5 separate regions of the Mus musculus genome follow, and all the other regions are linked to region 1. The links are chromatin loops, found by intact Hi-C in ENCODE. Cell type or tissue: heart. All regions are shown on one strand. Each heading gives the region's core, and the rest is flanking DNA. Links, peaks and the distances in the headings are about the cores only. Region 1 has its middle 26 kb from the start of Dpt. Region 2 has its middle 29 kb from the start of 4930568G15Rik. Region 3 holds the start of Atp1b1 (ATPase, Na+/K+ transporting, beta 1 polypeptide). Region 4 holds the start of Gm32652 (a long non-coding RNA gene). Region 5 overlaps Nme7 (NME/NM23 family member 7).

Region 1 (6,306 bases), core at 1,490-5,489:
CATAGTCAATGAGACATCTCAATATTACTTCACAGAGTCTGCTGTGGTGGCAGCTTCTGCACTTCATATTCATATAGATTACTCTAAATTGTATAATTTGTCAACACTGTCAATAACTTCATAATTAGCCTCCAGATACTGCCATACTCAAGCTCTGGGCATTCTTTTCCCAACAGGGGAAAGTTGGAAGTTGAATCTGAAAGCTAATTGTATCTTGTTAAAAACACAACCCTTTCCCAGCTCAGAGCTCAGGGTCCCTTGTGTCTCCAAGGCCAGCAGAAGATGCTTGCTATTTAGATCTATGGGATGCTGATGTCTAAAGTAGCAGACAGGGACTAAAGAAAGCATCCTAAGGAGCTGTTCTGAGGCGTTTCTTTGTTTTCAGGATGAATCTCATCCAATGGGAGTATCTGGAAAATAAAACATGTAATTAAAACAATTCAGACATCTGGACATTCAAACACATAGTGCTTCCAGACTTCTGTTATGCCCAATTTGTATCTTTAAGCATTTAAGAGATGTGTGTGTGTGTGTGTGTGTGTGTGTGTGTGTGTGTGTGTGTGTGGTCTTTACAGAAAAGAGATGTGTGATGTCATCTAGACCAAATATTTCTCAAATTATTAAAGGTAAAGTACTTGATTTTTAATCTTAAAAAAGCTACCAACTGATATTGTACATCCATAAAATGCAGCCAAGATTTTTATCAGGAAATGAACATGAAAAATACCAGGTTGTGGCTTTGCACCTAGCACCATAGGCTATTAATGTCCTCAGCTGGACCACTCCTCAGATATTAAACTAAGAAGGACAGATATAATATTTGATGTTCAAAAGGCAATGTGTAATCTAGGATCTAGGAAAATTCCGGGTGAAAACATGGGGTGGGGATGAGCATGGCTTTAGTGGACCATCTAATAAACAGAGTTGGGTGTTCATTGAAACCGCCACAGAATAACAGCCTAGCAAAACTAGCTGAGAAATTCAGCAAGGTTGCCAAATATACTATCAATAAGAAGTGATAACAAAAAAGCAATGCATTCATAACATGAAGAATTTCTAAAATTCCCAAGAACAGAAAACAGTGAATATACAGGGAGTGCATAGGATATTATGGGTTAGAGTTAGAACTCTGCTGTTATAAGGCACAGGAGAAGATTTGACGGTGAATGGAATTACTTACTATAAATTGGTTAGTTCTTCCTGAAGCTAATCATGTGTTTATTTTATTCCATGCAAATTTCAGCAGAAACTTTTGAGAAGCTTGGCAAGTTTGATTCCACAATGGACCTCACAGAGTTATGACTCACAAATAGTTAAGTCAATCACACATACACACACACTCACACACCACACTCACAGACTCATATACACACTCACACATATTCACATAAATGGGCATGCACACACGCACACTCACACACTCACATGAAGACAGATACATGCAGACACACACACACTCACACACCACACTCACAGACTCATATACACACTCACACATATTCACATAAATGGGCATGCGCGCGCGCGCACACACACACACACACGCACGCACACTCACACACTCACATGAAGACAGATACATGCAGACACACACACACACGCACACTCACACACTCACATGAAGACAGATACATGCACATGCACACACACACGCACACACACACACACACACACACGCACACTCACACACTCACATGCAGACACACAAAATGCAAAAGGAAAAGCTCCCTGTAGCAACCAGAAAGCGATAGGAATGAGTACAACAGCAGGTGCATCACATGTAGACCAGATTAAAATGAGTGTCTTGCAAGAAAAGTAAACAAGAAGAAGGAAACAGAGAAGCTGTTTAAGTGCTGGCTTTATGAACTCTGATTTATAATGAAAATAGACATTTTAAGCTGAATTATTATATTGAAAATAGATATTCTAGATTCTTATTTCATGCTATGTAGACTTTAGATAGTTTAAAGTTCTGATGTAAAAGTACAACTGCAAGCAAGTAAGAAGGAAATGTGGCCTTTGGAAGGAGAAGGATTTTTAAATAAGATGCTACAAGCACAAACTTAAGGATATGACTCTGTAAACCAATGGTTCTCAACCTTCCTAATGCTGTGACCCTTTAATACAGTTCCTCATGTTGTGGTGACTTCCAGCCATAACATTAGTTTTGTTGCTGCTTCATAACTGTAATTTGGCTTCTGTTATGAATCACAATGTATATATTTTTGGAGACAAAGATTTGCCATAGGGGTCACGACCCACAGGTTGAGAACTGCTGCCACAATTTCTATTTAGAATGGGCACGATAGTCTTAGCATATGTGTACTATACTCAGAGGAAATGATAAAAATAAAAAAGTTGAAAATCAATGGTGTTATAAAGAAATGCCCACAGATCATTGGGGGGAAAATAGGAAGATGTATAAAGGATATACAAAGATAATTCAGAAAGGAAGAAAACTGAAGAACTCGTTAGACTCAGCCCCATCAATAATTACAAGCACAGCAATTAAGCTGGCAGTGATACAGCATTTCATATACTTAACTGGCAAATTTTTAAAAAGTTACAGGGCTCCAAGTTATAAATAAGTTGAAGGAACAGGAGCCCACATTGTATTGCTAATAGGAATTGGCCCAGTGTTTCTGAAAAGAAGTCAGGCAGGGGTTAGCCTTAGTGTCTGGGCTGCCTACAGTAGAGTCTTTTTCCTGGGAGTTCTCATATAGGCCAGCAAGATTGCATGTAGAAAAAAAAGGGCAGCAACACTGTTTGCAAGCAAAAAGTTGTCATTAGCAGGTGAAAAGTTAAACTGCCAGGAAGAAGGTAGTGAGCACCCATCAGACACTGTGCTGGGCATGGACATAAGAGACACAGCATGGAAGCCAAAAGTGCAGATGTATGCAAACTACCACTGCTCATTCTTCACAGACACACACACACAAAGTGACAATAGTGAACATCTTTAGTGCACACCAAACCATAAAGAGTAGTAACGGAAGATGCCAGGCCAAGGGAAATTGTAAAACAAAGTAAGAAGAGGTAACAATGGGACCAAACATGAGAGAGTACCATGAGTCGACATAAGAGGATGATAAACCCAATCTTCTCCCAAACCCAAAATGCTCAAAACAAAAATCTAAGGCACACTCTATTGAACAGTCTAAGAAGGCACACTTGGTTTCTGCAGCTTTCTCCTAAGCATGTCGAAGTGCAGGAACCCTGCAGAATAGAAAATGCAAACTAAGGGCCTGCTGTTAAATTTATGGACTGTTTCTCCTGGCTCTTCCCCTTTAATCCTGTGGAACTCTTTTAAATTTTGCAGTGTTGATAACTAGCCAAGTGGGGAGTGGAGCGGATGGTTTCTCTTTCCCATGAAGCTAATGACAAGGGTTCCCTGGCCAAGGTAGCCTAGAAACGCCTGCGTGTGTTCCTGCCTGAGTCGTATTTTCCATGTTCTCGTCAACATGCTGGCAGTAGCAAATGTCTTCATGATGGCTGTTGGCCAGATAACTCGAAGCCAGCGCTTTGCTCTGGGAGAGCATCCAGAAGAGTCATTTGGATTCCACAGTTGAAGAGTCCCAAACTTTAAGGAGGACCCAGAGGCTGTACTGCTGCCTGTTGGAGCCATTGAGAGTTGAAGAGGGGGAGAAGCTGAGCCATCAGAGCTTCTGAGAGTGGCGTGCATCCCTTAACACCTGCCCTTACTCCGAGATGCTCAAATGTTTAGGAATGTTTCAACGGCAGGAGGTCCAGCATCACTCATGATAGAACATCAGAGGAGAGAGATTATGGATTTGTGTTTTAGACTTTGCACAACCTCCAAATTGGATATGAAGATGTGTTGGGTAGAGTTTTCCTCATGAGTGCTGTGTTTAGGAAAAGGCTACAGTGTACTCCCCTGTCAGTGTGGAAAAACACTGAAAATACCTACATCAAATGGTAAAACTGATCTGGAGGCCTTTCCCTGCATGCTTAGAATAGGAGATTACTCTTAGAGGTTCTTTAAACGAACCCCCTTTAAGATTCTATCATATGATAACCTGCTTATTGTTAAAAAACTCATGCCATAGTTTCAACAAAACTGCTCATATAGCTATTATCTTTCCCACTTAACAATACACAGTGTTAGAGAAAGAACCTGCCTTGCCCAATGGGTTTCTATTAGGACACAGCAGAGACAGATACAACTCAGAATCTCACACCATCCTGATGTTGGTGTTAAAAGTGTCTGCTATGGTAACAGATGTTGTTTATGAGACAGATGGAAAACTGAGTTATCCTCAGAACCAAAGCACCATGAATTGGCTCTAATTATGCAGATGTGATCTGAAAGCCAATCTCAGGGTTACCCAGAGCCCCGTGACCTTGAAAAAGTAAAGCGCATATTTTCTAAGTTCGCAAGTTTTAAGTCACTAAAACTAAAGAAAGTAAAACTGTACTCGGCAAATAGAAGATCCAGTCATTACAAATTTCCTTCCTTGTCCTGACACATGTAAAGGCACAGTGGGATTTTAGGGGAGAAGACTGGATATCAGAGACTCTAGGGGAGGGACAACTTTAAGACCAAGAAACCACAGAGTTTAAGTTAACTTGAATGAGTGCTAAGAGACTCTGAAAGGCAATGAAACCTATTTTTCCAATTTCACCTAAAGCCAGGCATTTCTCTCTGTTCATATAATGGCTATTTTCTGTGCCATTTCCCAGGTAGGGTTGACTGCCCCCGCATGGTATGAGTTTTAAGTCTTTCTTACCACCTCTAAGTCTAGTCAAAGATTCTACTGAGAAGGTATCTTCAGTCAGTCCCTGTGGTGTGGTGTTAAGTGATGGGTCCTGAGCCGTCTTTCTATGTCTTAGGTTTGTTCAGGTATAAGAGTATCACACTTTGGCTAATGTATAGTGAACAGATGTTTATTGCTCATGGTTCTGGAGACTGGAAAGGTGAAGACTTCAGAAGGCATACTTGCTGTATCATAAATAGTAGACAGTATCATGTACAAAGAGGAAGAAAGGAGGGAAGGAAGGAAGGGGAGGGGAGGGGAGATGAAGGGAGGGGAGGGGAGGGGAGATGAAGGGAGGGGAGGGGAGGCAAGGCAGAAGGAAAGGGAGTTCTTTTACCAACAACCCATTCTCTGGATGTGATGACTAACTTCTATGGCAATGACATTAATCCACTAGTGGGGACAGAGCCCTCCTGACCTAGTCACCTTTAAAGTTCTGCCCTTTTATACTGTTGAATCAGAGATTAATTTTCTAAAATGTGAATTTTGAACTTAACAAACCACATAGAGCCACATACTTTGCTCACATCAACACATGTGCAAATAGATATGTTTGCATGGCAAGGTTTTACATGAAGGCAGAAAGGAATACATGTTCATGATCAGAGACGCTCAGAAATGGTTTTCTTTCAGCACACTAAGGCCATATGTCCTGAAATGTTGGCTTTTCATTGAAGGCCTTGGTACTGATATCAGTGCTCTTGCCAGGCCTTTCTGTGTGGCTGTGGCCCTATGCTTCAATACTCAGAGCCTCAAATGAATCTTATCTAAAATTAGTATTACAAGGATTGATATTTGTAAAGTCATATACAATTTTAAGCCTATTTCTATAGCACATCTCTGTTGCACCACTTTGAAATTGCACATGTATCACTACCCTGCATTCTGCAGGAGAAAGCAGCTCTAAGAGGTCTGGGGAATTGCCCAGTATTCTGAATGAATCTATGGTGGAGCTGGGAACACAAAACAGATCTTTATTCTCATAGTAAAAATTGTTTTCCTCAACAGGAGAAGCTTCACTCTGCTCATCCTCTGGGCACCTCTGCTCCTGCTCTTGTCCTTGTTAAATATGCCCCCTTCTCATTTTCTCCCACAGTTATCCCGTCCCTTGGGATTCAGTTATTCGTGGGTGCGAGGGGGACCACAAACCTGGAAGGAAATGGGAGGAAGGGAAGGAAAGCAGGAGACCAAGCAAAGTTGTCAAGGTCTCTTTTAAGGAATTTTGGAGCTCTGTGGACAGGCGAGTGCACTGTTGCTGTAACTCTAATACTTCTTGCAATCCTGCTACTTGAGACTCGAGCTTATCTTTAGCATCAATGAGAGTGGAAACTGGCAGAGCCTGAGGCCATGGTGCAAGAGCGCAGATTGGCAGCAAGTAGGGAGGGGGATTGCAAGGAGGAGCTGAGGCACCGTGCAGCCGCTCTGGTTTACAGGGCCAGACTACCTCTTCCTCCACAGCGTCTGAGTCCCCAGAAAGTAAAGGGCCCTCAGCCAAAGATTTTTTTTAAAGACTGGATTGTACTCTACTCTC
Region 2 (6,306 bases), core at 1,152-5,151, 350 kb after region 1:
TGGCATTCCCCTGTACTGAGGCATTTAAAGTTTGCAAGACCAAGGGGTCTCTCTTCCCAGTGATGGCCAACTAGGCCATCTTCTGCTACATATGCAGCTAGAGACACGAGCTCCAGGGGTACTGGTTAGTTCATATTGTTGTTCCACCTATAGGGTTGCAGACCCCTTTAGCTCCGTGGGTACTTTCTCTAGCTCCTCCATTGGGGGACCCGTGTTCCATCCAATAGCTGACTGTGAGCATCCACTTCTGTGTTTGCCAGGCACCGGCATAGCCTCACAAGAGACAGCTATATCAGGGTCCCTGAAAGCAAATTTTTAAGTGTATTAAATTCCTTTTAATTCTGTGGTATTTCCTTTTCCACTTCAAAAGGAACATTTTTTTTTACAGGAAGACAAGTTATCCTATTTGTGAAGGTAAAAGAGGAAAGTCCTTTGGGATACATTTTTTCAGTGAATTGTTTCTTTGTTGATACACAGTCTTACCAGGCGGGCAGGCCTGGAACTTTCTGGGTTTATGAACATGGCCTCCAGCTTGTGATGCTCCTCCTGCTCTGTCTCCTGAGTGCTGCACACTGTGCCTAGTCTGGGTGCCTGAGGACACAGTCGTCTTCTGTCCCGGTCCTGGCTAGCTCCGGAGAGGAGAGTGCAATGGCTTTCCTCAAGGATCTCAGTGACATAAAACATCCTCACAGTTGTCTTGATATAAGACAGGAGCTCAGATTCACTGCTGTCTGGTGAGACAACCACATACAGTGTCAGACAGTGGCCCAGGGTCGCAACCCCTCATCTCACGACAACCTTGGAATATGAGTATCATTGAACAAACAAGAAGGCGAAAACTCAGCCAACTTCAAAACCGTGCCAGTTTGCCCACTCAACATGGCAGGGCTGGCTTCAAATTTGGTCTCTTCATCTCCCAAGATGATGGTGACATTCCTCTCCCACACTGGATTACCATGAGGTCAAGCAGGAGGGAAAATCTGATATGGAAGAAGAGCTTAACGATTACAATTGGCCACTTGGGGCTGGCTGCTTAGAGCTCATGACTAAAGCCTACAGCCAGGACTTGTCCTCAAAACTACTCTTTGGCCACTTTAATGATGTCCTTGGAATTTGAAGAGCATTTGTTCCTTAATTAGAATTTAATCAGGAATAAATCCACTTTTCTACAGATACACTGAGTTTGATATACAGAAGGGAGAAGCAAAACTTTAGGAGACAGGAGGCAGTGGGGGCACGAGTCGGCCAATTAACCACCTAGGAAACCATTAAGTCAGGCTTTCACCTTGACTTATCTTGCCAAGGCTTTGTCTTTCTTGACAAGTGTACACCCAGCGCCTAATTGGATTAAATTGCAACAATGTAAGCCATCCAAGAAACTCGCAGCCTTCCTAACCAGAAAGCCTTCCTGCTGCTCCCGGGCAGTGTGTCTTTCTTGACTTCTTGAAGTCTCTCACGCCACCCCACCCTCACCCTAAGCATCATGGAAGAAGCAGCGGGCGCTTCCTGCGATGTCTGCACCAGAGAGAGGAGTCTGAGATAGATTTGCATGGGCTGGGGGCTGTGCTGACCCAGAACGAGAAGCTAAATTCTCTCATCCCAACAGCCTGGATGCGGAGAAGGTAAGGGAGACGGGAGGACTCAGAACACAGATACTGTCACCCCACTTCACAAGGACACCCCGAAAGCTGTCCACACAGAGCCATACAGAGGGAAAAACGGGGCTCCAGCACTTTCCTGCCCTTAGGAGAGGGAGAATGGGAGAGAGAAGAAGCATCTGCCAGCAGCTGCCCTGCTTCCTGTCCATGGCAAAAGGCCTTTTGTGTTGGTTCCTTGGAGCCTCTGAATCCTGTGACTAAGCCAGCCATCAAGCAAGCTGAAGCACTGGTCTTCAGCAAGAACACTTCTGTGAGGTGACAGCTTTAACCGGCATGGCCTGGCTTCTTAAAAGACTTTGACACCAGGGTTTTGGTTTGTGTTTGTTTTTTAATCTTGCTGGAATAGCAGCTTATACAGGGAGGAAGCAGGGATGGTGGGGGCGGGGCGAGGGGGGGAGGTAAGGATGATATGGGATGGGAATGAATAGGGTGGAGCTCCCAACTTCTAAGGACTTGGTGGTCTGTGCCGCTTTGTCTCTGGACGCCGACCCCAGATTTCCAGAGCCTTAGCAGACTTGTACTTCCTGTGTCCCAATCCTTTCTTCTCCCTCTGGGAGGCAGCCGTGCAACAGGGCTATTATGTATGGCGTTTGCATCCGTTCAACCCACCACCTCCCCAAGGAGCAGAGGGGCCCCAGAACCTCTCATCCTGGATTAGAATACTGCTCCACCCCCTCGTCCTGACACCTGCCTGGGATTCACTTAGTCTCGGCAAGAACTCCCAAATTCCAAATTCCAAAGCCGAGTCTTCATGTTCTTCCCTGCCAAGAAGGCAGAGAGGGGCTCTGAAAGCCACACCCTGGGCTTCTGGCATGTCTTTCCTATACTGAATTGTCAGCAGTAAAGCACCTGGTCCATTACTGAATTAACAGTCTCCCCAAAGATGCTTCATACAGAAGTGGTGGTTTGCTTTGGGGATCTGTTTATTGGTTTTTTGGTTTTTTTTTTGTTTGTTTGTTTGTTTGTTTTGTTTTTAACCTAACCTAAACCAGAACACAGTTCTCATCCAGGCTGTACCAGTTAACTCCACAACCTTAAAGCTGCGAGCCTTATATGGATGGTGATTTCTCTAAAAAGGAAAATTATGCTGCATCACTTTTCTTTCTATCTTTTTTTTTTTTTTTTTTTTTTTTTTTTTTTTTAAGTTCTGCAGCAGGAGGCCTTTACGCAATGCGGGATGTTGGCGAGCCGGGCTTTTGCTGCCCCCTCGTGGCGGCGAGTGTGTATCGGTTTAGAGGCTGCAACTGCGGTAGCTTAGCGGGCAATGCGGTGGGCATAGATGATTTTGTGCAGAGTTCTGAGGAACATGGTTGGCTCTGGTTCAAGGGTGAGAATTACACATTTACAGCTGGGTCTAATGCCTTCCCAGCTACCCATCACCAGGGCAGGCCAGGTTCAGCAGATCTTAGAGGATCCTACCTAGATCACGTAAACCTAGTACCCGCTTCCTCACAGGGCGCCCTCCCTGACCACTACGTCGGGGAGGAAGAGGCACGGAACAGATAGTGTGCTTTTTCTCAGGCCCTACAGTCTCCCGCGGAAAGCAAACGGCTCCAAAACCTAAGCTGTAGAGGGAGAGAAAGAGGTCTCCACTCGAGCCCTGACATGCACACCGCGAAGACTCCGTGCCCGACTTTTCCCCGTCGAGGGCCTGGAGAGAACCCCCTCAACCACCTAAAAGCAAACACGAATAAGAAATTGGTGATGGTGATGACGATGACGATGACGATGATGATGATTTCGCTGAAAATTAGTCCGAGGATTACTGGCTGTCCTCTGTGACACAGAGCCCCAGCTTAGGGACATTCGCACAAGACCTCCCCCAGACTTTTAATAACCAAGCTATGAACTTCCATTCCTCAGAAGGATAGGGGGCAGGACGTTGGATCAATTTGGTTTACCACGAACCGGGAGTTAATGAATAAACCGATTCCCTTTTTTGAGAAAGTAATTTTTGGCCCGGACTGCTCTTGGAACTTCCCTGTGGCCTGTGCTTCTGTTAATGTGTAAGAAGATACTGAGTTGGGCTTCTCATATTCGCTGTGGTATATGCTGTTACAGTTTAATAAAGTACCATGTGGTAGAATTTCATTCAAAAATTTTTTCCACAGATTTATCCCAGGGAATCTAAGAGTCAAGTCCTGGAGAAAGTCTTGTTTAGGTTGACCACACACAGAGAGGGGATGTGAGGTGTCCACTTAAATGGCACCCAAAAATATCAAAGCTTAGTGTCTGGAGGAGATAGATGTGGATGGTGGGATGGCTCAGTGGGTAAATGCAAGTCTGATGATCTGAGTTCAATTCCCAGAACCCTCCTAAAAATGGGAGGAAGGAACTGACTTCACAGATTTGTAGATGGTGGTAGATGTTCTACTGAGTACAACCACAGAAGAAACATGTCTGCAAGCAACACTCAGCCCTGGACCAGCACAGAGAAAAGGGAGGACCCACGTTGACTGGAACCCTGGAAATTGTGTCACAGGAGAGACTCTGAGGACGCTGAATGCCCTGGCTTCATTTCTGGTGCTGTGACAAAAGCAGACTGACAGAGAGCAGTTCAGCTGGGAAAGGGTTTCTTTCTGTTCAAACTCCCAGTCACATCACAGTCACAACCAACAACTGAGAAAAAGAAATGTGTGCATGATCCCTCGCTAGGCGCAGCATGATTTAGCCACTCTTCGGTCAAGGTTGGCTTGGGTATGTGTATTTGGCAGGAGAGTATGTTCCCTGGAGAACAAAGGCTCCCGGAGGCCACTGTACCCCGGGTAGCTGGAGTTGCAGGCAGGTGTGAGCCAACCTGGTATGGATGCTGGGATCTAAACTCCACTCCTTTGTTGTTAACCACTGGGCAATCTTCCCAGCCCCAAGAGCTCCACTCGGAAACAGTTTAGGGCTCCTGCCTAAGACATGGTGCCGCCCACAGTGAGCTGAGAGTTCCACATCAATTAAGTTACATAAGACAGGTCCCTCACAGATACACCACTGGCCAAGCCATGGTAAATAACCTCCCGTTGACATACTCTTCCCAGTTGATTATAGGTTGTCGAAATGGCAGAGCTAACTACGACACCCAGCAAAGAAGAATGAAGACTCGTGGGAAACTGAAGACATGTGCTCACCATGTAGAAGGTTATCGTGCAATAATTGCTTTGGCTTTGCTTGAGACAGGGTAACCCAAGCTAACTTTGAACTCACTAGGTAGCCAAAGGTAACCTTGAACTTCTGATCCTCCTCCCTCCACAAACATGTGCCCCTACTGAAGGGTTTCTGTAATGGCTGGAGAGAGAAGCCAGGGTGCGCTAGGCAAGCACCCTACCAACTGAGCTATGTCCCCAGCCCTGGATAGGAATAACTCTGAAGCAATTAGAAGAAAAACTCAAGATAAAACAAACTTACCTAATTTTATTTAGCTAAGGAAGGCTTCGTGAGAGCGGCTGTACTGACTATCAGAAGTCTAGAGCGCTCTGCTGCCACAGTCTTGGCAGCTGGCCTCGACAGGCAGGGCACAGACACAAGACAGAAAAAAACACATTTGACTGATTAAAGTGGAAAAAGCCAACTTAGAAGTGGGGGGGGGCTTTTTTTAGCCTTTTTATTTATTGGTGTGTGTGTATGTACGTGTATATAATGTGTTATTTGTGACGTGTGTATGATATGTGGGGGGGTGATGTGTGTCTGTGTGATGTGTGTGTAATGTGTGTGATGAGTGTGATATGTGTAGGGGTGATGTGTGTGTGTGGTATGCTATATGTGGTATGTGTATAATTTGTTTGTGTGATTGTGTGTGTGTGTGTGTGTGTGTGTGTGTGTGTGATGTACCACAGTGAGTATGAGAATCAGAGGGCTAATCTGTGAAGTCAGTTCCTTCCTCCCATTTTTGGGAGGGCTCTGGGAATTGAGCTCTTCAGACTTGCATTTACCCACTGAGCCATCCCACCATCCACAAGCGACTTAAAGTCTTACTTATTCCTATTCACAGGAGGCTTCAGTTTGCTTCTGTAGGAACTGAGAAGCCTGGAGTCAGCCAACCTACTGAACCCCAGGTTTCACTTTTGCGCGGGTATGTATTACCATAGTCAACTAGTAGTATTCCCAAAGGGAATGATAGCCAGGTATGATGCCACTGACCATTTAAGATTACATTAAAGGTAACTCAAGCCTGCCCTTCTCGCAGACATGGGAATTAAAGGTACGAAATGGTTGAGATGATCTTCAAATTATCCATCACCCTAGCCTCACGAATATCTTTCTCTTTGTTATCCAGCTGCAAGCCCAGAAATTGCCCCACAGACATCCCATACTGCCTCTGGACTCAATTACTAAGTTCTTCCCTTGGCTCAGGTCCTCATTTGCCTCCATAGATCCAGCCTGGGAGCAGATAAGCCTGGCAGGTATCTATCCTGGGACTCTAAGAGTGTTACATCTTAAACTGACCACCCCCCCCATGCTAATAGAAAACCCCACCCATAGAAAACCCACATCAAATTAAGCAACTGATTCCTAAGCCCAACACCCAGCATTTGACATTTCTCCTTAAGCTGTTGAGAAAATCTAGGACGATCCCAAAATCCCATGGCACCAAGGCTAAAATAATTGTCTGTTGCCTGGAAGCTCATTAGCAGACAATAACCCGAGAAGAGTGCCCGGT
Region 3 (6,306 bases), core at 1-4,000, 310 kb before region 1:
GACTGCTTGTGTAAGCTACATTTTTCTTTTCTTCACAGAAGAAGAAACAAGAAGAAGTTAACAGAAGGCAGGCTGAAATAGCTACAAATAAACTTTAAAAATAAAAAAGCAAGCAAGCAAGCAAGCAAGCAAAAAACACCCTGAACCACCGTGAAGCCGGTAGACTGGAATAAGGCTATCAGTTACTGGTATACAAGGATTAGCTCCCTGATTAGCAGCCTAGTAACAGGCTGTACTAGGCACTAGGCATTGCCTGGCTGTCCTGAGCCAGTCAAACAACACATCTAGAAGGGAAAAGTGGAAGCAATAGATCTGTAAGGTTATCAGAAACATGATTGCGGGGGGGGGGGGGGGGGGGGGGCGCACAGGTTCCTCCTAAAGGGTTTCTGAAAAAACGCTACAGGGTGAAGGGACTATTGAAAAGGCGTATGTGTACATGCTGGTAGGGGGCCAGGAGTGGAGTGGGCACACAAGCTGTGGAAATGAGCCACACAGCCTTCTCCATACATGGAAAAACACCAACTTTCCCCTCAGGAATCCATACTTCAAGACAGCAGTGTTCTGGAGCTATTGAAACGAACCAGAACACACATAAAATCCCACACAAAACGCTGAACCTCATCCCTTGTCTCCCCTACATAAAGATGAAAGCAAAGATGAGAAGAGAGGAGGCTGCATCTTCTAGAACCACAGCCCCCATTCTGTCCCTTCCTCCTGGCAGGGCAAGGGTTAAGTGCTGCGTTTGGTATCCAGGCAGCGGTAGGCTAATGGCAAGCCTGTGACGTCAAGGGATCTGGAAAATTTTTTCCGGCGAAGAGGTACAGAGTTGGTATAACCCAGTCGGTGAGCGAGAGAGCCCCTGGAGAGCCTGGCTTCTCGGCTGCTGTCCTGTCCTGTTGCCCTTCCAGTGCCACCCTGGGTGCTCTCAGCCACATTTGCCTCAACAACTACAACCCTTCTGCTCATATCCTGGACTCCTAAGAAGGCACAGGACTGAGGCTACTGTTTAAAAGACAAATTGATGGAAAAATTAGTCATTTTACAAGCGCAATGATTAAGCTCAAGAACATATACACCCTTTCCACTCTGAGCACAGAATACCAAAGCTGGGTGAGGGATTGTGTTGCTGCCGCACAGGACTTGGTAAACCTGTCACTGCAGTAAAGTCATTTGGTTAGACAGAGCGCAGCACGCATATCTAGTGAGCTCGGGCAATGTTCTCCCCAAGACCAAGGCTACCAGTGGCACGGAGAAACACATACAAAGACTAGGTTAGTGCCACCAACCAGCTGGGTGACATGATGTTGGAGGCTGGGTTATCGGCTTTGAAGGCATTTTGTATTCTTTAAAACAAATTTTCTTTTCCTTCTATAATTAAAGAACAAGGAGCACGAGGAATTTTGCCTATATATATATATATATATATAAATGGAATATAAGGCGAAATAAATATATATATATATATTCTTTAAGATGCCAAAAATAGGGTTTTAAAAAGTGACCTGGAAAACCAATGGCAAATATAAAAACCTACCAACACATGGATAAACTTAATGAAAAGGTAGAAAGCACAAAGTGATTTTTGTAAGTTGTGATCTCTCCAGCAGGTGACAGGCTCGAGCCTCCTGCCGTCCATCTTGGTGAAAAATCTACCTATAAGCAAAACGGAGCCAAGGGCATCGTGCCCTGGTCCCAAGGGCATCCATGTTGGGCCCAGAGCTGGAAAGGGGGCATCTCTCTCTCTATGACATAGGAACTTCTCTGTCATTTCTTACATTGTGAAAGGGGCACAGATAGGATTGCACAAAACACAAACTGGGTTTCGAGCTCAGCACCCACAAAATGGAAGATGAGTTGCGGCAGCTGCTTCCTAAGTCCGTGGGTATCACTACCTTGCTGGATGTGACCCTCAAGACCACACAGGCTCATTCTCTCTCCCTGTCTGATACAGAAGGGCTGTCCCATTAAATGTCGCTTTAAAGAACAAGCTGTTCCATACTGCCTTCCTTACCCTCTAAAGCAAATATTATTCAAAGAAGGAGTGTGAGATTGGAATGAGGAAAAGAAAGATGTTTTAAGAAGTGGAAAAACACTAGAGGGCAAATTTCACAAGGTCCCTGGCGTCAGTGCCACCCCCTTGGTCCTGTGATGCTGCTGCAGGGGCCAGACCACCAGGGAAAGCAGCCCTAGCCAACGTGGGAGGAGGGGCCAATTCCGCAGTGCACCTCCTAGGCCTCCTAGCTGAGTTACAAAGAGTTGCTAGGAAATAGCCCAGGCTGGTCATCCTTTACAAACCTCACATCTCTTCAGGTCTCTCCTTCCACGTTACAGAAACACGGGTATGCTACGGGCATACTCCCATGGAAGGACAGTCTCCACAAATAAAATGGAATATAAGGCGAAATAAAAAGCCATCCATTTAAGACTCCATTTTCCCATGGCTCAGGGATGCCTATGCTCCCTGGTAATACCGTGGAATGAATGAGGCGTCACCTTCATAACCTTGAAGAATGATGCATTATTAACCCTTTATTTTTGAGAGGCTCCCTAACTGCATTTTTTTTTTCTTTAGGAGGAAAAAAAATCATACATCCCAGCTTCTTCCTTTTCAAAATGTCAGCCAAGCGCTCTTTTCCCTGACTCATTCTCCAGTCTATTTCCATAGACCCTCCCCACACAGGAACGCAGCATCGCATCGTTAGTTTTCAGGGTTCCCTTAGTTCCTGCAATGCTGCTGCTATAGGGGTGGGAGGGGGAAGGAGGCGAGAGAGAAGGTAGAGGAGCTGGTGGTGATGGTGATACTGGAGAAGGAGGGGGGCAGTGATGCAGCAGAGGGGAGTTCCCTCCCTCCCTTCCGCAGTCACGACTCATGGATTTGTCTACAACTATGCCCTTCAAAATGACCTTAAAAAAAAAAACCTAGTACCTTTCCAGTGTAAGGAGGTAAAAAACAAACACGGTATGTAATTTTCAATGGGGTATGAGGGGGAGTCCAGCCAAGGAAGCAACAGGCTGCATGAAATGCTCTAATATAACCTGTTTCTTCGTTTGTATCATGAAGAGCTTAAAAACACCATGTCTAGCCAAGGCTTAAAAAACGAGCCATGAATGGAGCTCACTGGGCCATTTCTGGGCTGTGATGACTGCAATGTGTGAGGACTGCAGTGTGGATGCATTTCTTCTCCCCGTTCCTATCCATTCTAGATACATTTCTAGACTGGAAGAATGATGCTATCTATCGCAGCATCGTCTGCATTAGAACAGGTACGCTCGTGAGTTCTGCTCACGGCCCCAAATCTCGTTTTTCTAAGGTCTTGGGAGATGGAAAGGGAGGGTACATACATAGGCTCCTGGAACCTGACCGAATTTCCCAGGAGGAAAGGCTTAGGAAACGAAGATCCCTACCATACCCAAAACCCTAGCTCCAGCTCCCCACCCGAGGCGCATCCTGGGGACCCCCCACATTTGTCACTGGATGCCAAGCCCAGGGCCGCACGCTCCTAGCAGCTCCTACCACCCACTCCCTAACACCCTGGTCAGCCCCGCGGGCGCCGAACTGTCCGCAGTGCTCGCGTACAGACGCGCCTCCTAAGAAAAGCCAAGGCGCCGACGGCAGAGCCGCGGAGCGCGTACTTACACCAACTACCACCGGTCCTGCCCAAAAACTCCTTCTTCTCCGAGTTCCAGATGAATTTCTTCCAGCTGCCTTCCTCCTTGGCTTTTCCGCGGGCCATGGTGTCTGCTCAGCAGTGGCGGCCGAGGCCGAGGGAGGGCGAGTGCGGCGCGCGCCCTGGGCGTCCTCGCGGCGGCTGCTCGGTGTCCCCGCGGCCCGGCTCTGTCTCCGAAAGCGAGACGCGCCGCTGCCGCTGCGGCTCTCCGAGTGCGAGGCGCGCCGCGGAGCAGCCTAGGCAGAGCGGGAGGAGGGGGAGGTGCGGCGGGGGCGGAGGGAGGAGGGACGAGGGAGGAGGGCGCGCGCGGGCTGGGCGGCTCCGAGCCCCGCACCTAGAGGTGGGCGCGCGGCCGCTCTCGGGCTTTCCCCGCACTCCGATCGCCTTCCGGGGGGCTCAGCGAACCCCGCAGCTGCTGCTTCAAGCTGTAGCTGCACCACTCTGCTTGCTGTGACCTCTGGCGAGATGGACCAGGGACAAGGAGGGAAAGTCACCGGGAAGGGCGAGCGGAGTGGAGCGCGGGCTCGGCACACGGGCGCGCAGGCCAGGAGCCGAGAAATTGGCTGAGGGCGCACGCCCTACCTTTACTATATACCGCGCCTCCACCATCCGTAGCTCCGCCTACCGGCGGCACGGCAAGCCAATCGCCAGCGCCGAGAAGGCGGGGCCTGAGCCCCCGAAGGGGCGGGCGCGGGGCCCCGCACAAAGGAGCCGGCAAAGCTAAAGGGGCTGGCACCGCAGCAGGGGTGCGGAGAGGGACTGGGGGCGGGTGAGTACTGCTCCCGCAGCTCTGCTGGCCCTCTCTCTGCCCCGAGCTGTGCCTGGACAATCCTCCTCGTCCTCCCGGCCCCCGCTCGCCAATGCTGTGGCCTGCACCTGCATCGCTCTCTGGGAACCTCGGAGACCTCAACTCCTTCGTACTGGTCTTACCCCTTCGTACTGGTCGGGGTTTACTGCAGGTCCACCTCCCCTAGGCCATGGCCAGGTGGGGGAAGGTCACTCCAGGACGCTAGTGACTCTGCCCAGCTCTGCTCCGCCTCTCTGCTTATGCACCTGCCGCCCCCTCGCACTCTCTGCCACTGCGGTTGCAGTTCCGGCCCGTCCCTCTTCTGCAGGCCAGCCCAGCGGGCAGCCTCGGTTCCTGACTCCTGGTCTGTGCTTGTGGGCGGCCTGAACCACCTCAATCCGGACAATTGCCAAACCCACCCTGGGCTGTAGCTGGGAACCGGTTGTGGCTCCTGCCAGTCTAGACCCCGGGGAACAATTTATGCACGTGACCCAGCCACCTAAGACTCTCCTGGCCCAGGTCTGTGGCTGGTATTCCCATTGGCTTACTGTTCTGTCTCACTGGGGGCACCCCTACCCTATACTGTAGAATTCTTGGAATGACAGAGCACTTGGGAAGACCCAGCTCACATGTCAAGATGTCGCAGAGCACTGTGTTGGACATGACCATTCTTTCCATCCTTGTTGGCTGAAAATCCGCCCTTATTTTCATCCACCGAGCCCCTGAACAGCTTTCCACACAGCTCTTATGGTGATGACACAGCAGAAAACATGGCGAGGCTTCTGCAGTGGCTGCAGAAAAGCCTGTCCCTGGAGCGACCTGGCCGGTCGCGCAAAGAGCTAGCTTCTTATCAAAGACCTTCCCAACACAGAGATGGGTTCCCAAGACACCCTGCCATTTTCAAGGTCAATCTTGCAGGCCCAAGGACAAAACCGAAGGGATGCAAAAATGAGCTTTTTCTCATTAATCCCACTTGCAAGACTGAAGAAAACCTTAAAATACCCAAAATTCAGGGGAGACATAGCAACTGAGTCTCATGGAGTCCACAGGGGCTGCCGACCCACTGTGTCAAGGACAACTGTGAGAGCAGCTTGTTGAGAAAGAAGTCACTCTGCTTTGCCCCTGCAGCGTTTATTTTGGAAAAAACCCAAGTTTGTGGTTGGTAAGCTATTAGAAGAGACTGTACCTGTAGATTTGATGCCACTGTCTCTAGGCAGAACTTACATTGTGGAGGGGATTCCGCAGACCAGACCACTGGGAGGTGTGTGTGTGTGTGTGTGTGTGTGTGTGTGTGTGTGTGTGTGTACCTCATATATATATGAGGGAGGAAACCCCGTGGGCAGAATCAGGAAAAAAAAAACCATAAGGAATAAGTAGGGTGTAAGTAGCTTCAAAAGGGATGAGACTTGGCTGGAGTTTGATGGTTTCTGCCTATAATCCCAGACTGGAGATAGGCAGGAGGATTACACATCTGAGGAAGAAAGAAAAGTGAGTAAGAGGACTCTTAAGACTGATGCGGTGACCATTCCTCATAGCCAGTGTACCTCAAACCCCCAGAACAGTTTGCAAACAGTTCATCGTGGCAGGTTTTAAATCAGAACTTTCTTTACTATTGAGAAAGAAAGAAAGAAAGAAAGAAAGAAAGAAAGAAAGAAAGAAAGAAAGAAAGAAAGAAAGAGAGAAAGAAAGAAAGAAGAGGAAAAGAAAAAGGAAAGGAAAGAAAAGAAAAGAAAAGAAAAGAAAAGAAAAGTGCTGCCCCTTAGCTGTCGACTTGTATGATAAATGCCAGTTATACTGGGAGTGGGGAGTGGGAGACAAGCTTGCTTGACTTTCTTGCCCTTGCCCGGTCTT
Region 4 (6,306 bases), core at 1,280-5,279, 130 kb after region 1:
ACATTAACTCTTTCATAGACTCAGTAAGCTTTCTCCTGAGCTTTTCCAGAGGTGTAGGAAAATGTGGGCCTCCACACACCGCCTCCCATAGAAGGTGTAATGAGCAATGACCAGTTTTCTGCAATATCAGTGGGGACCAAATGAGCACGGTAGAATCTGCTGTTCACTCCCGAGCTTCCGTCCTCCTGCTTTCGATCCTCCCTCTGCCCTCTGGAGCCACACCCATGCCCTGGCTCTCCACTCAGGGTCTGGCACTCTCAGGCACGCACAGCATGCCAGAGACAGCAGGAAACCCCCTCTGGCATATGGGTTCAATCCTTCATTCTTAGAATGGCTTCCAACGGCCTTCACCCTCCACCCTGTAGTGGAGAGCAAGATTGTCTCTTGGAAGGATTTTTCTGCATGTGTGAATGGAATGGAAGATGACTGATGGCTTGGTGAATTGTGCACTGAACTCTGACTTTTAGGCACTAAATATAGACAGCGCACATGCTGGACAAGCTAAATATAGTAGCAGTGTTGGCAAGAAGGGGTGAGGGAGACTCCCAGGACAGACTGGATGGAGGCTGAGCGGTAAACCCACAGCCACTCCCAGCTGTGGTTAATTTATCACCCCTGCTGGGAAGGGGTGCGCGTCAGTTTCATCCAGGCATGATTTGTTTGTCAGAGTGTTTGTTGGGAGCCATTTTTCTGTCTACAAACAAGCACGCAGCTCAGGATGCCTTTGTCTGCCTCCAGCAAGTTAGCCTTCTCCACTGGGCTACAGCTCAGTGCTGTCCCCATTGGGGGTGACTTTGGATCTCCTAGTGAGTTATTTCTAATTCCATCCCACACTGCCCCAGATCTTTCTTGTTTAGTTAGATAAGATGGCTCTAATTATTGAGGCTGAAGGTCAGAATGAGAATGGATCGCTAGGGCTGCCAAACTGTATGCCCCGAAGCGCACTTTCTGGTTCAAGAACACAACTCCTTCCCCCACCCTACCCCCTTGCCCCTCCCGCCGTCCACTCTGAAAAAAGCCACTTAGCTCTTTATCTTTGCCCAAGTTAGGGCCAACGGCTAGAGAAAGTGTCCTCTGCCCCCTGCCTCTCTCCCAGCAGCATGAGAAGACAGCATTAGGGCAGCATTAGAACTCTCTTGGAAGAAGGTTCCCTTTCAGAACGCAAAATGTCTGTCAGCCCTCTCTACCAGTACTGCCACCCCCAAGAAGCCACCGTGGACAGGGAAGGCCTGATAAGCATTCATTTACAATTTTCCCTTCATTAGCAAGAAGCCTGCTTCTCTCCTGGGGTGAGACAGAGATAGCTCATCTGCATTTTGATTGCTGTGTTAGGATAATGACAACCGAAAATAGGCTCTGAACTCCCTCTATGACCAGTTTCCATTAATTAGATTTAATTGTGTGACCCAAGCAGGGAAAAGAGATCTCCTTGCCTGTCCATGCATAAATCATATCTGATTTATCCCACTGTGTTTTCTTTTATGTCTCATCACACCTCCCAGTGCTGGAACCCAGGAGCCCGCCTGCCCTCCCCCACCCCTCCCCTCCAGCCTGCCCTCTCCCACCCCTCCCCTCCAGCCTTCCCAGTGGTGACTGAGATACTAGCCTGCCTTATCTCAAAACAAGGAAGTTTGCTCACAATGCTATCATGCCCATGAGTCTGTAAGTGACACTCTCGGTTGGCTATGGCTTGGTTTTTCTTAAAGCTAGGAGAAAACCCATCCCTAAGGGTCTTAATTGGTCTAATTCTCAGCAGTCATAACTATGGTCAAAGCAGAATGCAAAGTCACAATTTTCTGCCGATCCATGACAGAGACAGAAGATGTGAATATAAATACAAGATGGAGAGAATACATTGGCATGAGTACAGCTCAGTATCTTCATGATGGAGACTGAATATGTTAGATACGTTAGGATGACTCAGGGGTCTAAGGCAGTCAGGAATCAGAGGCAAGTCAGTGCATCTCTGAGTCCGAAGCCAGCATGAGTTCTAAGACAGCCAGAGCTACAGAGAAATCCTGTCTTTAAAAAAATAAAAATAAAATAATGACAAAACAAATGGTGTTTGTCTGTCTCTTTGTCTGGTACAGATTTGATTTTTACCTTGTGAAAATAAAAAAATGCAATCTCAAACATTGTGTTTTATTCCACTATAGAGTAGTGTGTGTGTGTGTGTGTGTGTGTGTGTGTGTGTGCAATCTCATAATTCTGCTTTGAATTTGAACTCATTTGGCCTCCTACTTATTCTCTAATTATTTAATGGGTTATGTAAAATCTCTGTCATGTAGTCATGTTGTATTTGTATGTGAGTCATGATTTTACCTTGTTGAAAATTGTGTTTCAGCATAGAATTTCCACTTACTATTGGCAGCTGCTATATGAGTAGCTATTTGCTATAGCGACTTCAGCTCCATTTTCTTAAAAGAAAGTGCCAGAAAAAGATAAAGGTCATTTGGCAGGCTAGGCAGTGGGTGGTAAATCAAGCCCCTTGCCCAATACCAAGGAGGCCAGGGCTATGAGAGAGAGAGAGAGAGAGAGAGAGAGAGAGAGAGAGAGAGAGAGAGAGAGAGAGAGAAAACGTAACTATATTGATTTGGATAAATACTGAGGTGTATGGATAGATAGCCTTTGCCCTACTGAGAACATCATCAGATTTGCGGAGAACAGATGAAATAATCCACACATTGATCCTCTCCAACAGAAAAGCAGAATCAGGGGAAGAGGTAATAGGTGTGCGAATTTACAGAAAAACGCAAGCAGTTCCCCCTCAAGGGCTTCAGGTGCCCTGTTCAACTGAAGCTTTATTATCCGGACTTGTCCTATTTCTTGTCGCTATACTCAAAACCCTAGAGGGCAGCAGCGCGCCCAGAAGGACCTAGCCCAGTTCCTCCTGCAGAATGAACTCAGCGAGTCCTCAATCATCTCGCATCCTGTACACCCGACTCATTGTCAAGCAAACCCCAATAAGGCAGTCGCCCACCTACCCCACCCCCCATTCCCATGCCTCGGCACTGCGGGATTAGGGCTCTGGGCTCCATCACTGTCCTGGTGGACGCCTGCAGCAGGCTCCCCCAGACTCTGCACTGCAGCATTGCAGCAGCGCCTGCAGCTCCTTGTGCTGGGTGGGAGCTCTGCACTGCGCCGCCGCCGCCGCCGCTGCCACCCCCGCAGCTCTGCGCAGCCTCTGAGCCGCAGTTTACATAAGCCTGGCACTCACAGCAGTGAGCTCACCTTCTCTGGGATCTGGATGCAAACTCCCTGAGAGACAGTAAAAGCCAAACCGCTACTAGATTGCTCCTCACCCCCCAACCCCCAGGAACTGTCAAATGGTCATACCCTTAGTGGCGAAACCGGAGCCGGGAAATGCCCCCAGATAGGACAGAAAACATCTCACCATGGACAGCGAACTCTTCTTCTTTTAAAACAAAAACAACAACAACAACAACAACAAACAAAAACAAAAAAAACAAAAAAACAGCCACACTTGGCAAGGTATGTGACTTTGACCTCTGGTAATACAGTTTCCTCTAACCGGCTGCGATGGGCAGGGTTAAAGCCAGCCAAGGGCGTCAAAGTCAGTTTGCCAAGAAAAATAAAGGGCGAACTGGTTTGTGCTGGATCCTCTTAATTGCTTCACTTCACTTACTGACTGACCTTGTAGGTAATTTTTCTATCCTTCTCTCCTGGCTTTTCTAGAATGTTCAGTGGAAACACGGAGAGTTTTCCTCTGGGGGCAATAGGCCAGTCCCAATTTCACGCTGACAAAAATAAGTGGCACTATGCATTTTCTCTCTTCTCCAGCCAGTCTCAGCTGCTTTCTTCCGCCCCTGAGAAACTTGGAGTCTCACTCCAAAAAGCTCGGGCCCTAAGATCCTCTGCCTCTCACCTCCATCCTTGCCCTTCAGAGCAAAAGATGTAAATCAAACCACAGATGTGTGACTCCTCCCCTCTACGGAGAAGGAAAGAACTCACTCTGATCAATACTATCATGCCTAGGCAGGGAGTAGCATAAAAATGCTGAGATTACTCTACGGTGAACATGCTTGCCACAAAGCTTGATGACCTGAGTTCTATTCCTGGGACCCACATAGAGAGAACTGACTCCCACAGTTTGTCCCCTGACTTCAACATCTGTACTGTCACACACACACACACACACACACACACACACACACACACAGAGAGAGAGAGAGAGAGAGAGAGAGAGACAACATAGGTAAATAAACCATTAACTGATTAAAACTTGTAATTGCCATAGGCCTCTGCTAAGAACTAGGACTGCTGTTTGCTATCACCGAGCTTTCTACGCCAGCAGGGTCAAATAGGGAGAACTTGGACCTGATACAGAAAATCAGGGCTGCCCAGTGTACCCTGGATTAAGGGGAGGACATGGAACCTTCAGCCTGGAATGTCATGGGCAGACTTAGACAAGCTGGTCACCCAAGTCAGGGATAGGATGCTAAAGGGATTTTTTTTTCTTTTCTTGGAAACCTGAGCTCTGGATTGAAAAAAGGTTTTCTTTTCTTTCCCAAAATATATGAGAGTATTTTCTCTCTGAGGAATTACAGCTAAGACAAAAGATAATGCCCAGCAAGCCTTTCAGAAACCTGACCAGCAGGACTTAAAGAGAGCAGTAAACAGGGCAGGATTCTAGAAGTAGGTGTCAAGACATCTAACGGACTAATAATGTTCAGGACATTTAATCTTCAGCTATGCCCTGCTTATGCCAGTTGGAGTGGCACAGGCATAAAAAAGAACGCCAAATCCAGGATGGCATCCCCACACATGCCCCTGGCTGCCGCTACCCCCACCTGGGACCTAGAATAGCAACAACCATCCTCTGTGTGGCATTTACTGGGCATCGTCAGATGCCGTCTCTTAGAAGTGCCAGATGCACCATCATGGAACGAGCCCTGGCCTACAGTCAGACACCTGAGTCCTATTTTCAGGCTGGTCCTTCTGTCTGGGGACCTTAGTCAAGCTCTTAACCTTCTCAAGTGATCTATAAATGTGAGGAATGTTTTCCATCCCTTCTTTGCTACTTATTGTAGCAAAGAAATAAAATTGACTTCCAATAATGTGCGGTGCCATAGACCATCACCAACAATCCCCAGGTTGTCTTTAAGCCCTTGTTTTCCTAGATATCCTGGATATCTTGGCTATTTTGTCCCTGTTTGGGAGTTATCGATCTACTGTAGATAAATCCTTGGCTGTTCTGAGCACTTTTCTTTTTGTATATCTTCTTAAATAAGAAATCTTATGGCCTGTTATTAAGTCTTTCCCTGCTCTTCTGTGCATTGAGTTCATACCTTACACAATGTTCAGCCAGACTGACAAGTACCATAATAAGAGGTGAGGTAGTGGCCATTCATAACCAGATGCCCTAAAGTTACATACAGCAGGGCACCTGTAGAGATCAGTTGGCCTTGGTAGACTTTTCAGGGCCTTGAATCTCTAAAACAATCAGCATTCAAAGGTTGAATATGGAATGTAAGGGATTTGTAGTCTGGCTCTTCAATTTAGGGTGTGAACTCTCTAAACAGGTTCATCAGCGTCAGAACAAGATTGGATGGGCTGTGTGGAACTAGACAGACTAAGTATTCTGTCTAGTTCAAGAGGCTGCTAGGATTAAATGAGATAGTGTCACAATTCAGGATTTATTGTAATTTGCTCAGCACAATCCAATTTACATGTGAAAGCTCAATGGAGAATAGAGAGACCGCTCAGTGGTTAAGAAAACTTGTACTTGCTACAGATGTGTAAGGACCAGAGTTCAAATCCTAGTGCCTATGCTAAAACTCAGACAGCTCAAACAAGCCTGCAACCCCAGCTTTGAAGGGAGTTGGAGCAGAGACAGGAGAATTCCTGGCTCCAGATGGCTTCCACTCTAGCTGGGAAAACCAGAGTTCTCCGTTTTCAAGAGAACTTACCTCAAAGATAGACAGAGGGTGATAGAGGAGGCTACCCGGTGCTGCCTTCTGACCTCCACAGGTGTTCTCACAGGCTTTCACACATGTACACACAAGCACATATAACTCACCCGCATATAAACATAAATGAATATTTTAAATGTCAAGGTACATAATTTTTGTGGTTATATATGTATGTGCATAACAAATTTATAATTACTGTATAAATTAGTGTCATTAATTATATTCAAATATTATGCAAATGCCACCACAATCTTTTCCCTTAACTTTTTCACTATCATCCCAAGCAGCAACTACCAACTCATTGCATTTAAACCACCTAGTCCCTCCTGCCTGTAAGCCCAGATCCTTCTAATCTACTTTCCATTTCTGTGAA
Region 5 (6,306 bases), core at 1,100-5,099, 400 kb before region 1:
AACAAGCCATGCTGCCACAGGGACCATAGAGAGAGCTCTGGTGAAGTAACTGGAGTAAAAACCTCGCTCCCTATTCACACACAGAGGCCACCTATGTGTGCTAAGTATCAAGACAGAGATGTAGACTTGGCAGTGGCTTAGAAATGAAGAATTTATAAGAGGCATTAAGGGCTTTGATCCATAGGGTTTGTTTGTTTGTTTGTTTTGTTTTGTTTTGTTTTTTGGAGTATGAAAGATGTGCAGATGTACAGGCTAGCAGGATGCAGAGCTGGCTCTCGGCTCACACAGAGTTACTTCCGGTGACTACTATCCTTTAGCATTTTGTATAAACATTAAGGCCTCCCATCGTTTCCCATGTCGTCTGTCAATGAGGAGGCTTGTCAGTCAGTAAGCCTGTTCTTTACATGTTCTGCTCCTTTCTCATAAGAACCTGTTGTAACTACACATCAGAATTTACGCACTTTCATCTTCCACAGGGCATGTACCATTCCTTCGTCTTCTGATAGCAGACAGTGCTTTCTTATTTTCCCATTTTACAATCATTTCTTAATAAACTAAATAATAAAATGTCATATGTGGCAGGTCCCTGGATCCCACCTCCCTAGGGCCTGCCCCAGCTCCTCGCTGGGAGAGGGAAGGGAGGAAGTAGGCTGCAGAACAGAGCACCATGTGGGAAGGAGGGAGGTCTGTGTTCCTCATTGTGCGGCTACACAGGCACTGGTGCTCAGGGCTAGGAGAAGATCGGAAACCAGGCAGTGCCCAGATAAACATGTCTGCTGCAAGGTCTTTGAGGTCAATTTTCCTTCAGTCTTGTGTCATGTGCACCTTAGGTGTCATCAGCTCTAAAATGGTTGAAGATATTCCCTCTACTAGATGATCAGCCCATTAACAGACTAGCCTGGGAAGCTAGCGAGGGAGATGGGACTCTTTTGTTGGAGACCTATGTAACCATTGGCGTTAATCCTCTTCTAGAAGGTTCTTCGTATACCTAGAACTGAAATGCTGAACAACTGACTAGTCAAGCACATATGTCAGATGGCTTCTCAGTGTCTGAGTGGTGACCCTTGAATCTTAAAACACAGTAAAATGTGAGAGAAGGGACTTACTGGAGTTTCTTTTACAAATGTTTACCAGAACAAAAATAATTGAGTGTCCTGGGGATCCAGCTCAGTCAGCAAAGTCTTTCTGTTTCTGAGGACCTGAGCTGGGACCCCCAGCACCCACATTAAAATACAAAACAACAACCAAAATTCAGAATGGCAGAGCGTTCATCTCTAACCCCAGTGTTGGGGTAAGGGACAGACAAAGACAGGAATTCCCCAAGTTTGCTGGCTAGTCTTAGCCAATTTGAGTTTCCAGATTCAATAAGAGACCCTGTCTCAAAAAATGAGATGAAAGGGCTAAGGAGATGGCTTAGTGGTTAGGGGCACTTGTCTTTACAGAGGCCCTGGGTTTGATTCCCAGCATCCACATGGTGGCTCACAACTGTCTGCAACTCTAGTTCTAAGGGATCCAGTGACCTCTTCTGCCCTTCACAGGCACCAGGTATGCATGTGGTACACAGATGTATGCACTTGCAGTCAAAATACTGAGTAGGACAAATTCCCAGGGGAAATGGCGGTATTGCCCACTGTGAAGTTTTCAGTTTAGTTTTTTTTCAAACCGAGTGTTCACAGAGACAGCTCAGACACCTCCAATGCATGTCTCAGCCCTACTCTAGAGCTACTGAACAAGCTCAGAAGATACTAACCTGGCTGAGAAGTCCAAGGTTAAGGCCTGTGAACAGGCATAGTCCACAAGCTCAAGTGCTTGTAGGGCTCATCAAAGTTGGAAGAGCACTGTCTATCAGTAGTGGCGTCATCGTCCTACCTCCAGCTCCAGGATTCTTCTTCTATGTTTGCTTGGTTTGTTTGTTTTAATTGATTTGTGTGTGTGTGTGTGTGTGTGTGAATCTTATCTCTCTGCCCCTTCTTATTCACTCTTCACCCTTGCAAGCCCCACCCCTAAAAGATAATAGAAACAAAACAACAATGACGACAAAATTAAAGTGTAGAAAACATCTCATCATCAAAGCTGTAGCATGTCCCACAGTATTTCCCTCTGTCCACACATCTTCACTTGGAAATGTTCGCTGCAATGAGTCATTGGTCTGGTCCGAGGCCTCTGGCTTCTGCCACACCATTGGTACTGGATCCGGGACTCGTCCCAGTTATCCTGTTGTTGCCCTCCTATGTCATGGCAAGTCTTCTGCTTTGGAATTGCAGGACTGGCCCTCTCGTGCTCTCCAACAGTTCACAGATGGTGTAGAATTTAGGGTGGGCCAACTCAGACCCCTGGATCTGGGCCTAGAAGTATATTAGAGAGCTGAGCAAGCTCTCCAGCACTGCCCCAGCTAGCCCACCCAATGCTGCCGCCAGCAGGGTTAAGGTCAGCTCTCCTGCTCTCCTGCTCTTTGTGAGGGACCACAAAAGAGCAGGAGAGCAGGATAAAAGTTTCACTCTGCCCAGTCAAGGTACCAGAACCACTCTCTCAGTTGATGCACTTGTGGCCCCTAGTGAATTGTTTCTTGATTGTCTTAGGGTTTTATTGCTGTGAAGAGACACCATGACCATGGCAACTCTTACAAATGAAAACTTTTCATTGGAGCTGGCTTGCGGTACAGAGGTTTAGTCTTTTATCATCATGGCGGGGAAACATGGTGGCACAGATATAGACATGGTGACAGAGAGGTAGTCAAGAGTTCTACATCTAGATCTGCAGTGCAGCAGGAAGAGACAGTGAGCCACTAGGCTGGCTTCAGCTTTTGAAACCTCAAAGCCCACCTCCCAGTGATACACTTCCTCCAACAAGGTCACACCTCCAATAATGCCCCTCCCTATGAGTCTGTGGGGGCCATTTTCCTTGAAACTACCACATTGATATTCAGAGGTTTGTGTAGTTCCTCCCATATTGACTTTTGGACTTGACTGTGACTTTCTTTAGCACTTACCTTCCTAAGGCACGCTGCAGTCACAGGCTTGCTGAGCACACGTGCATTGGACTTTGTCTTTGAGTGCTCTAGTTAGAAACCAGTGGTGTGACTAAGAAGCTCTGATGAACACTACCTGGAGTCTTGCCCTCAAGACAAGCTATAGCTTTCAGAAGTGTCAATCTAATTCTACGATTTGCTGACAAGCCCCAGAAATGCAGATCTCAAGCTGCTCATCCAAACAATGCCATGTATAACGAAAGTCTCGCCTCTAGCACCGGGAGCTGACTTCATTCACTGAGAATGACTCTGAGCCTGAGGTCTGTGGCTAGACCAGTCTCTGGAGCCAAGTGCCTATTGTAGGCTTCACTGATGGAGAGGTGAAGAACTCGGGGAACCTCCGGGTGTGAGTGGGGGTGTGTGTGTGCTTGTTATCTGCATCACAGTCCTCCACGATGATTAATGCCCAGGAGTTTGTGCAGCCCTCAGTCCTGTGGCTGCATTCCTCACATTATGATACTTGGGAGCAACCCCCTGCCTCACAGTCACCTCAGGGGCTACAAATTGGTAGACTCAGAAGGGTGGGGCAGTCAGTCCAACCCTGGGACTGAAAAGCTAACTGTGACCAGCAGAGGCCGCTGCTAAGCAACTAGCAAAGTGAAGGCCTTTGGGGATGTCAGACAGTCACCAGCACAGTTCAGCACAGAGCAGCAGAAAGCACAGGAAGACACTGTGCACTCCTTTCTGGTCTTTCCGTTGTACTTTTAGGAACATTTTACTTAATTTTACTATTTTAATATTTACTATATTTTATACCGTCTTCTATCCATCTTTTTTAGTCATCTCCATAATCTCCATGCCCTTGTCTAATTTTGTTTTTTCTTTATTGAGCAATCTTCTATCAGCCTTTTTTTTTTTTTTTTGTCTCCTTATCTACCTTTAGTAGTTTTTTGACTGTATCTTTCCGATTTTGTTATTGTTTTTGTTTTTTTGAGTCAGGGTTTCTCTGTGTAGTCCTGGCTGTTCTGGAACTCACTCTGTAGACCAGGCTAGCTTCGAACTCAGAAATCTGCCTGCCTCTGCCTCACAAGTGCTGGGATTAAAGGCGTGTGCCACCACTGCCCGGCTCTTTCCAATTTTTAAAAAGGCTTGTATATGTTTTTGGTTTATTCCCTTCTTATACTTATCTGTTAGTTATGCATTTTCCCATGAAATCTTTTTGTTTTCCTCTGCTCCAGTCTCTTGCCTTTTGCTCTTGCCTTCTTTACATTCTTCTCCATTCCTTTTCTTTAGCTTGTCTTTTCTTCTTGTTCTTTCCCGTCTTCATTTACCTTATGTATCAATAAAAAATAACAATGAGTAGGTGGTAAAGCATACAGGAGTGAGCCTTCCACAGCCAAGCAGTCACCTCCGAAGGGGGGAGGCTAACTGTTGGAGACCTGTAACAAGAGCTCCGGCTTGGGATGTCGCTGGTAGTTAGCTCCAAAACTATTTATTAAACTTCACATGGATGCCATACCCTGTACCATAGGTTTATTTTTATTAACAACTCATATATGGAAATTAAGTAAAGCATAAAATGTATGGTGCACACACACACAAGTATGCTTGTGAATGGGTTGAACATTTTAGAAGAACATGGGAGAAATGAACACAGCAATGAATGCCTTTATTAAGAACTGAAATTCTAAAGTAGGGGAAAATTTACTTTCATGATATACAACTTTATTTTCATTTTATGTGTTTCATCATTTTCAAATTAAAGAATAAAGAGTAGGAGAAATTAAGACAAAACTAATTGCACATTTATGATTTCCCTTGGTTGGGTAGGTTGAGTTGTGGACATAGAAAGGCTGTGACTTTTTTGTGGTTCTTTTTTGTGACTCTCAAGAATCTGAGGTCACAGGCCTGCACCAATCTATCCCATAAGACCTTGCTTTTCTGTTAAGTTTCCAGGTCACGCTCACACTACTGAAAGCTGGCACCATACTTTGAGGAGCCTCAGCATCAAAGCTGTCTCATTATCAGCATGCTGGGGACTAGGGGGAAAGTGGTCTGTACCAGTGAACATAATACACACTGCACAGGAGAGGGCAAGAATTTAATTTTAGAACACACTGCACAGGCGAGGGCAAGAATTATTTGATTTATAGCCAAGGATGTGTCTATTTTGAAGCCTGTTGTATACGTGGCAATGTAGTCTTCCTGAAGCTATGCCAGAGCCATTCGAACCAGCAGAAGAAGCAATGTTCTTGAAATATTGTGTCTAGATTTGCAGGTCTCCTTAGCTGTGACTTTGGGTAGCTAAAATAGACAAAACTGTGTAGTCCTTTAAAAAGTATAAGCAAAGCCAGATAGCCTTGAGAAGCTTCTAAAATGTGTTTCTTGAAAAGGTGACAAACAACAGAACTAATTTTAGATCAGGGAAAATATTTATTTTGTCCATATATGGACAAATGTTTACATGGCTTAGAGTTAGCTTTTCAGTCTTTTTGTGGTGTTTGGCTCTAAAAGAAACAAATTTCTACCGGTGTTTTTTTCACATATGTAGCATCCTTGTGATTGCACGCCATCTTTAACTGGGAGTTGCTCTTCTTCCAGTCCCAAAGGAGTTCACCTCTCAGATGAGGAGGAACCTCCCCTGCAGGGAGCTGGGGGTCCCTGTGGTGCAGAGCCTGCTTTGTAGGTTTCTGGTTTTCCCTGGTCTCGTACATTGTTTTCTATTCTTCTTAATCTTTTCAGTCTTAAGCCTGTTATCTTATTGCAACCAGGCTAGGCTAGCTATTCCTTATGTCCTTTGCTATGTTAAACCTATTCTGTCTTCACGGTAAGGATTCGTGTTTGATTGCTCTTCCCTGGGAGTCCTAGCTGCTGTCTGCCTGTTCTGTCCATGCTTTGTTGGTATGGAGTCTACCCTTACTGTTTTCTACGCCCACAGTTACAGTTGGATCGGTTTTAATGAGTGGGCACTACATTCTGGGTAGATCTGTAAAGCTCTTATTGGTTCCTCCTTCCATTGCCTTGCAGTGAGTTCTGAGTAATCCTTATTAGACAGTTGGTAAGGGAAATGCTCATTTTAGATCTAGATATGTGCTGTAAGTGGAGGGTCACTAATGATATTGGTTAAATCAGGTCTGTTTTGTAAACCTACTTGCTTAACAACTAAGTTGAATTTTATGGTTGGGTAATGGATCAATATGAGGCCCTAAGTGCCTTTCTTAGTTCTTAATTTAATAGTTAAACTGAACCTAAACTATTGTATGTTACTAAATTAATGCAATTATACTAAATTTTTAAATTATTTTTGGAATAGTAGCATAAACCAGAACAAGCCAGCT

Evidence for each region. Hi-C counts contacts between places; a loop is a spot of excess contacts. Peaks named below come from ENCODE experiments on the same cell type or tissue, not always from the same donor. Only the 100,000 strongest peaks of a DNase experiment are listed, where the experiment ranks them.
Region 2: it touches region 1 in a loop (3-fold over the local background); 9 of 42 quality-filtered maps call a loop at or near these places.
Region 3: a loop joins it to region 1, with 2.8 times the contacts of the local background. A loop is called at or near these places in 11 of 42 quality-filtered maps.
Region 4: it touches region 1 in a loop (8-fold over the local background); 13 of 42 quality-filtered maps call a loop at or near these places.
Region 5: it touches region 1 in a loop (3-fold over the local background); 4 of 42 quality-filtered maps call a loop at or near these places.

What each region holds. Positions count from the first base shown.
Region 1 is chr1:164,767,335-164,773,640 of GRCm38, forward strand. No RefSeq gene overlaps it. Among named protein-coding and RNA genes, the nearest start is that of Dpt, 26 kb to the right of the region's middle. In heart, for the core only: no CTCF peak of the experiment used is centred there; a DNase peak (open chromatin) is centred at 3,467.
Region 2 is chr1:165,117,681-165,123,986 of GRCm38, forward strand. No RefSeq gene overlaps it. Among named protein-coding and RNA genes, the nearest start is that of 4930568G15Rik, 29 kb to the left of the region's middle. In heart, for the core only: CTCF peaks have their summits at 2,868 (motif pointing left) and 4,922; DNase peaks (open chromatin) are centred at 2,271 and 2,871; H3K4me3 peaks cover 737 bases; H3K27ac peaks cover 1,875 bases.
Region 3 is chr1:164,454,124-164,460,429 of GRCm38, forward strand. It overlaps Atp1b1 (ATPase, Na+/K+ transporting, beta 1 polypeptide), which reads right to left and starts at 4,232. Exons shown (of 6, transcript NM_009721.6): 1 at 3,638-4,232. The coding sequence starts at 3,734. It overlaps Gm32391 (predicted gene, 32391), which reads left to right and starts at 4,400. Exons shown (of 4, transcript NR_168343.1): 1 at 4,400-5,617. In heart, for the core only: a CTCF peak has its summit at 1,607; DNase peaks (open chromatin) are centred at 798 and 3,898; H3K4me3 peaks cover 3,940 bases; H3K27ac peaks cover 3,820 bases.
Region 4 is chr1:164,896,063-164,902,368 of GRCm38, forward strand. Gm32652 (a long non-coding RNA gene) reads right to left here and starts at 3,594. Exons shown (of 5, transcript XR_865700.2): 1 at 3,337-3,594. In heart, for the core only: a CTCF peak has its summit at 2,857; DNase peaks (open chromatin) are centred at 3,039, 3,569 and 4,329; H3K4me3 peaks cover 1,144 bases; H3K27ac peaks cover 3,189 bases.
Region 5 is chr1:164,363,314-164,369,619 of GRCm38, forward strand. The region is part of intron 9 of Nme7 (NME/NM23 family member 7); the gene reads left to right. Among named protein-coding and RNA genes, the nearest start is that of Gm39690, 52 kb to the right of the region's middle. In heart, for the core only: a CTCF peak has its summit at 3,599 (motif pointing right); a DNase peak (open chromatin) is centred at 3,578.